Regions from separate parts of the Homo sapiens genome. Here regions 1 and 3 are each linked to region 2. A link is a loop called in an ENCODE intact Hi-C map of the cell type or tissue named here. Cell type or tissue: heart left ventricle. All regions are shown on one strand.

Evidence for each region. A loop is a pair of places that touch in the nucleus more often than their neighbours do. Peaks named below come from ENCODE experiments on the same cell type or tissue, not always from the same donor. Only the 100,000 strongest peaks of a DNase experiment are listed, where the experiment ranks them.
Region 1: a loop joins it to region 2, with 3 times the contacts of the local background. A loop is called at or near these places in 7 of 110 quality-filtered maps.
Region 3: it touches region 2 in a loop (2.7-fold over the local background); 8 of 110 quality-filtered maps call a loop at or near these places.

Annotation. Positions count from the first base shown.
Region 1 is chr12:2,183,240-2,185,739 of GRCh38, forward strand. The region is part of intron 3 of CACNA1C (calcium voltage-gated channel subunit alpha1 C); the gene reads left to right. Among named protein-coding and RNA genes, the nearest start is that of CACNA1C-AS4, 39 kb to the right of the region's middle. RefSeq lists an enhancer at 472-971. In heart left ventricle, a CTCF peak has its summit at 1,092; no DNase peak of the experiment used is centred here; H3K27ac peaks cover 703 bases.
Region 2 is chr12:2,074,420-2,076,919 of GRCh38, forward strand. The region is part of intron 1 of CACNA1C (calcium voltage-gated channel subunit alpha1 C); the gene reads left to right. Among named protein-coding and RNA genes, the nearest start is that of CACNA1C, 23 kb to the left of the region's middle. In heart left ventricle, no CTCF peak of the experiment used is centred here; a DNase peak (open chromatin) is centred at 1,388; H3K4me3 peaks cover 460 bases; H3K27ac peaks cover 2,500 bases.
Region 3 is chr12:2,146,132-2,148,631 of GRCh38, forward strand. The region is part of intron 3 of CACNA1C (calcium voltage-gated channel subunit alpha1 C); the gene reads left to right. The region is part of intron 1 of LOC107984131 (a long non-coding RNA gene); the gene reads left to right. Among named protein-coding and RNA genes, the nearest start is that of CACNA1C-AS4, 76 kb to the right of the region's middle. In heart left ventricle, no CTCF peak of the experiment used is centred here; no DNase peak of the experiment used is centred here.

The sequences.
Region 1 (2,500 bases), 110 kb after region 2:
CTGGCTCAAAAAAAAAAAGAAAAAAGAAAGTTTTCTTCCCTTCCTGACCTTGTAGGAGAACAGAGCTCCTTCGCCTGAGGGGCATGAGTCCCTATGCAGAGGTTCCCTAACACCTGCTCATAGGTCTGTGTCCCGCTGATCTGGTAAGCACCGGGAATGGTCTCTTAAACACAAAGTTTGGGCTGCCTTCTCTAGAGATTCTATTTCCACAAGTGTGGGAAGGGGCTGCACGGGAATCAGAAATGTTTCCCCAGTGATTCTGATGCATAGTTCAGTTTGAAGACGTGCTAACAATATATACCAACAAAAGTTGTCTGCGTCTTTTTCTGGGGACAGACCCCCCCCCGGCTTTCATCAGAATGTCACGGTCCCACACAAATGAAGATGCATCCTCTCATGGTATGTGCTAGCGGGCACAGAGAGTGGGGCTGGAGAATGAGGGCTTGGTAGGCGAAAGGCCCCAGGGCCAGCCCTGCTCTGCCCTCGTCTCTTGCCTTCCCGCCAGGTGGGTCAGGAAATAGGAACAGGTGGTTAGTCACGGGGCTCTCCAGCAGGTAGGGCAGTGGCTGAGGAAATAGCGGTATCTCATCAGCTCTGTCTCTAGAGGTTCTTAAGATACTTAGTTGTCACCAGCCTGAAAAGTCAGCGTGGAAAATGTTCCAGCCTGGTTCCTGTAAACGTAAAATCTGTTATGAATTATATCCATCCACGTGGAAGAGGGAGACAGAGTGATCTGGTATGTGCAGGAGAGGGCCAGCCTCTGCCTGGTCTGAAAGCTTTTGCAATTGTTCCTAATTGGCCCAGTCTTTTTCTGCAGGAATCTCCTCTCTTTTCTCCATCCCATCCCCCACTGCCTGCAGCTTCTGATTTCTTGGCAAGGCAAGCAGGCACCAGAGCTGGGGCTGCGGTTGTTCTGAAGGATTTTCAGGTGTGCGTGTTGAAAGCCGGCAGGAAGAGAATGCTGGCTCTGTGTTTAGCAGCCGAAGGGACTTGTTATTTAATGTGTCTTCTGAAGCCACGAGGCCTCGGCTTTGTAACTTGCTTTCTTTATTCTTATAAATCTTCTAGGATGCTCCATGGACTGTAGGAGGAGCTCTGACTTCCCGACCATACCCTTGTGTTTACCACTACAGGGACAGAGGTTCACAGCTGCTTCTGGTTGCTGTAGATGATCTGGTTCCCTGATAATTTGAGATAAGTTTGTGTTAGTTTGGAGTCTTCGGTGAATACGTTAGGGTACATGTTTCTTCGTCGTTCCTGGCAGGGCTGATCATAGACCACATCAACCCAAGAATGTGTTTGCCTCTCTGATGAGGCTACATCTAGAATATGAACTTGTCGAGTGCTTAAGTATCTTTCTACATAGTTTATTCATTAGCCTGTTCATTTATCTGTTCAACAACTATTTCTTGCTTGTCAACCATGTTCTAGGCATGTCATGGGCTCTGGAAGCAGAGTGAGAAGCAAGGCTAAGTCCTGGGCTCACGGAACTTAGGTTCTAATGAGGAAGACAGGCAAACAAGGCGCCGTGGAGAGGCAGGCAGAGAACCTTGCTTTCCAACCCTGCTCAGAGGTGCAGTCTCTTTATATATCCCACTTCCGCTATCCCCAAACATGCCCATTAGCACTGACATCTAAAGGGCTCATGGTGAATTAAAATGTGACCCCACCTCTGGGTATTTAGTCATTTAGTATTGAACTGGGGTTAAAGTCCTAAGGAAAGGCATGTGGAGCTAATATTTTTGGGGGGACAGGCCCTACTGGCAGCCATGGAATCTTACTCCGCGTGGCTCATTGCTCCTGGGCTTTACAACTCAACGCAGCTGTAGTTCATTCACCATGCTGTGGCCAAGCAGCAGGAGTTCAAATGTCCCCACTGCCATCTCCAAGTTGTCTCTCTCGGGTTCCTATTTCCCTGGCTTTTGTCACTCCCACCTCACCTGTGGCCCACATTCTTCTCTATTTGAATGTGTGGCAGGCAGGCGAGATAGACAATGGGGAGGAGTTGTTCTGCAGGAGAGAAGGGGACAGTCCTTCCTCCAGCCTGGAGCACTTCCTGCACCGCTCCCCACCCCGTCTACTCTCCATATCCCACCACGCCCTCAGGGCCTTGCCCTAACCCCGGAAGCCCACCTGTCTCTTGGCTGAAATCCTATGGGCTGAGTTGGGTCCCCCCAAAACTCATGTGTTGAAGCCCTGTCTCCTGTACTTCTAGAATGTGACTGCATTTGGAGACAGGGTCTTTAAAGAGGTGATTAAGTTAGCATGAGACCATTAGGGTGGGCCTACTCCAATATGATTGGATTTATAAAAAGAAGAAACTTGGACACAGACACACATGGACACAGACACACATAGAAGGAAAAGCATGTGAAGACATGGGGAGAAGAGGGGCAACTGCAAGCCATGGCGGGAGGCCTCATGAGACATCCACCCTGCTGGCACCTTGATCTTGGACTTCCAGCCTTCAGGAAGTTCATTTCTGTTGAGTAAGCTGCCC
Region 2 (2,500 bases):
CATACAGGTGGGGAAACTGAGGCTCGGAGATGATCTGACTTGCCGAAAGTTGAATGGCAAGTCTGAGCAGGTGCAGGCTTGGCCCTGCTCTTCTTCCTTTGTACCATGAACTTGTTGCGACTCCTCTGGGGTCTCCTCTGGGAGATGGAAATTTCCATCCAGGGAGTACTGTTATTGATAGGCCCTCTCAGGGGGAGGAGACTGCCAGTGCCGTGACTCAAAATAGCTGTCTCTTCCCTGCTGAAGATGTTGCCCTTTCCGCAGCAAATGGATGAATTAGACCCCCCTGCTTCGATAAAATACTTTAGGGTTTATAGGGTGGAAAATTTTGTTTGGAAATGAAAATAGCCCATAGCCATCCATACCCTGAAGCTGTCAGCTAATGCCATCTGAGTCACCCCTCCCCATCTTCTGGCACCTGTGGGGAGCCTCCCTGTGGTCTACCTTGCGGGGTCTGAGCTTGGCCATATTTGGCATTCTGGAGCCTGCTGGCTTTGGAAGTGCCTTTCAACCTGCCAACACCCACATGGGGACCCGGATCAAGCCATGTGTTTAAATGACTGGGCTGTGGAGGGAGCTCCAGTGGAGACGTCCAAGGGATGTAGGGCCATTTACTTAACATAAATCAGTTCCCTGAGTGTGAGTGTCTTAATGCATTCCTTCAGTTATAAACAGTTTAGAGCCATGACAGCCAACATCTTTTCACCCCCGCTCTCCTTAGCCCAGGCCTCCATTTGGATTTGTTTCTACAGCCAGAGACTTTGATGATTGCAAGGGATGATAGGGAGGCCATTCTGAAGACAAATAACCATTGTTTATGGAGCCCTGACTCCTGGGGTGGCAGCCGCTCACTGGGTGCAGGCATGGGACCTGCTCATCAGCTCCTGGTGGGCACTAATCTAAGTGTGTCCCATACTCTATCTTGTTTAATCTTCCCCTCCCATTGATGAAGTGGGGACCTCTTACATTTTACACTTTAGAGAAAATTTTACATTTATGGAAACCCATTTTACAGAGAAGAAACCTGACGTTCCCAGGGCCTCATTAATTTGCTCAAGGTCACACAGCTATTGAATGGGAGAGCTGGAATTTGAACGTAGGCAGCTTGTTTTCTGAGCTCTGGCTTCTAAAACGCTTTGCCATGTTTATGTTATTTCCTGTCTAATTTGGAGGCTTTGTTGCTGGGCTTTTGAGATCTTTCTTGCTTGCTTAAATAGCAGTCCATAGGTTGGCAGAACAAGCCTGTGGATACTGCCCTGACCTCCGGTAGGAATGTTCACAGAAGTGGCGTCAGTACCATGGACTTGTCCTTGTCCCAACCTCAGATGTAGAACAGTGGAGCCAGGTTCCCAGAGTCCTGGCTTGTGCTGTGCCCCAGGTTTCTCCTGGGAGCGGATGTGCCAGGGCTTGTTCTTGGGAGTCTGCCTGCACCCATGGAGAACTGACAGTCAGGGAACCCATTTTGGTATAAACAGGGGTTGGTATATTTAGAAATAATCTCTAGAGACTGTCATATGTGCTTATCTGCATGCTCAGAGATAAAAGTCAGGGAGGTGGGTCAGTAAGAAAATGCTGGGGTTGACATCCAGTTGACACATGGCTCTTTCCCAGGGACACAGGGCAGCCTGATACATAGGGCCTATTTTAGGGTCTTTCATTATCGGTTTGGAATTGTCGCTGTCTGCACTGCAGTAAAACAAGACTCGCCTGGATCTGCCTTTCCTGACTTGAGAAAAAAAGATCCTTACACAGGCTTGCCTTCGATTCCCATCTTTCTCCAACGTGCTCACATGTGCTAGGGTTTTTTGTTTTCTCTCTGCAACCCACCCGCAGACGTAACCTTCTGATTCACTGTCTAATTTAGGGCAGAAACTTGCAGAGCAATGTCAAATGGGTCTGTTTTCACTTCTGGATATTACACATGCGTAATGTTCTTGCTTTGAAAGCATTCCAAGAGGATACGATAAATAAAGGGGCTCGTACACATACAGCTCAGTGGCCACGTGGCTCACATGGGTCTGCTGCTTTTGGGAGCGGGCCATGTTTCTTCTCCCCTTCCTTCCCTCGCCTCACTCCCTCCCTACCTACCTCCCCCCTCCCTTCCTCCCTTCACTTTTCCCCCTCCTTTCTTCCTTTGTTAAGCAAAATAATTTTTTCATTCATGAGCAAAAACAGTTTTCCAAGGGATGTGAAAAGGCAACAGAGATGGTATCTCTAGTACCCTGTATTTTTCAGTCACAAAATTATTTGCCTCTGGCTTTTTTCCCAAGTTCGATTCCCATTTATTCTACACTTGTATCGGAACCATTGCTGTTTTTAATGGGATGACACAGTTAAAATGAGCCCCTGCTTTATAGAATGGGACTTGTTAGACGGGTCACCCTGGTTGGAAGGCCCGGGAGACCTCTGGCTCTTTAAACACGCAGTTGCTGTGTGTGAAGGACACTGGGTTCTGCTATACGGCACTTTCTACTGAGTGGGAAATTGAGACATGGAACAT
Region 3 (2,500 bases), 72 kb after region 2:
TATCACCCCTCTTCCCTGTCACGTTTAGATTGGGGCAAGGAAAGGTTCTCACCCTCGAGGAATTTATGATCAGACTGGGGAGACAAGAACCAGTTTGAGAAGCAGGTAATGGTAGTTGAGAGAAGGGATAGAGGGCTCAAGAATCTCTCCGCGCCTTTCTGGCTCCAAAATTCTACAGTAGGAGTCAGGAAAGGCTTCACTTGTGAAGTGGCACTTGAGTGAGGCCGTCATCAGCATAGGAATCAGAATCATCTTTGTGTGCTCATCATAGTAAAATAAATATTGATTGAGTAGCAGTATGTGGCAAGGGACTCACAAATACATTTTGGTTGAGGAGTCAGGTTACTTGGATAAAAAATGATAATGAATGGTACAAAATTCCCTCCACTGGCGCCACAGGAGGGGCAGCCCCGGGCCTGAGGTCTTTGGGAAAGGTGTGGGGAGGCGGTGGGCACAGGCCTAGGGAAGGGCAGGATTTAGACGAAAGCAGAGCCATTGGAAAGGCATATTCTGTGTTTCCACTATTGACAGCCTCAATTATTGGTTTTCCCATTCAGCTTTCTGCTCTCAGTACCCCATTCTGTTTACCTGCTGGTGGGCAGAGCGTCACACAACCAAACTCGCGTAGCCTTCTTCACCCTTTCCCCTCTTTTCTGCAGAATGGGTTTGTTATGACTTGACTGTGATTTTTCAGGCCTTTAATCATCCAAGGTGAATGTCTAAGGGTGGACCCAAGCAGGGCTGGACCCAAGCAGGGCTGAGTTAACTGGACCCAAGCAGGGCTGAGTTAGGGGAAGCAGGGAAGAGAGGGGAAGGACAGCCTGAGCCCTTCCAGACACAGGCAAAGGAGAGAGGACAGACATATCCTCCCTGAGAGCTCTCCAACCCCCCCAATTATCAAAGCAAATCAATGTCACTCTAAGTCATATCTCCATACTAGCTCTATCCTTTCTCCTGTCCCTATCTCTAGGTCTATAAATTCAGGGCTTAAGGGATTTCTAGGGAAATTACAGCAAACGAATCACTGAGAGAGGGGGGGAACCTCCAAAATGTTGTGAGTTGCTTGTTTAATGTTTCAGGAGCTTCAAAGAAATTGAGCAATTTAGATTAAATTTCAAGAAGTGGGGCTGACTAGAGAGAGAGGAAAGTTAGAAACAGCGTGCTATAGAGGTTGATGGTGGGAATAAACTCTGCTGTTTCAGCCAGGCCAGGCTTCCTTCCAGTGTGCTTCTGTATGATGTTAATAAATGGGAAAGTGATTGACAACTTCCTTAGGCAACTTTGGGGAGTGAAATGCCAAATTTGGGCAAAGCAGACCTCTAGCTTTATTGGTATTGGGGCTTTGCCAGAATTATCTGCTATTAAATACTTCCAGGGACCTGTTGCCTCTTTGTGACAAATGTTAGATAATTTCCATTAACTGCATTATTGATGGAGAAAGCAGAAAGGTGAGAGAGTGGAGAGAGTAAAGATTGAATGAGTGTCAGAACTAACTGGAGGAAGAGGGAAGATAAAGATGTGAAGAAGTATATATCTGAGGATAAAATGTAAAATGAAATTAATGAAAATACGATGGTCAGATTGGAAGGAGAGAAAATGCAAATTACAGAGTGAAAGAAGACTTCTTTCTACTCTCAAATGTTTTGGGGGGATTTTGGGGGGGCAAATAGGCAGTAGGTTTTCACACCTTTTGAAAAACCCACCTCTTCACACTTGAGTTTTCATGTTCTTGGTTCATAATCCTAGGATTACCATTGTCAGTTGTGCAGAATCCCATTGGAAAGCAATATGCCATCAGTACATCTGGTAACAGGAGGATGCTAGGAATGGGAATACAGAATATTTATGCAACTTCTAGGCTTCTAAAAATTGTATGTTTACATGCATATATACACATACATGCACACTTATATAAAACCTGTCAAATTTTTCAAAAATTTTTGAAAGGATTAGCATTATAAAGTCATAAGGAATCTCTGAAGGGACTTTAGAGTAGAGAAAGATGTGAGAAAAAGCCTAAATATATCACTCTGCAGCAAACCAATCATCCACACAACCACAGAAATCTCTGATAAATCTCTTATGAACTAAACTCCCTGTTGCCCGATGGTTCTTTTTGGAAACTTTGTCTCTGTCTTTCGTATTGAAATATCGCACTGAAAAGACCTGCCATGGAGATGTTGATCCCACTTATGGGCAAGAGGGCGTCTGAACTTGTCTTCCAGCCATGGCTCAAAGATTGCAGATGGAAATCCCTGCTGCTCACATTTGTATATTTGATCAAACTCTTTTCATGGCCAGACCAGGCTCCAGGGGTTCTGGGTCACATCTTCCCTCTAGCTGCCATTTACTTTGATCATACTAGTAATGATTACCATCTACAGCATGTATTATGTGCCAGGAACTTTGAATTTGTCATCTTTTTGGTTTTCTTGGGACAGGGTCTCACTCTGTCTCCCAGGCTGGAGGGCAGTGGCATGATCTCGGCTCACTGCAACCT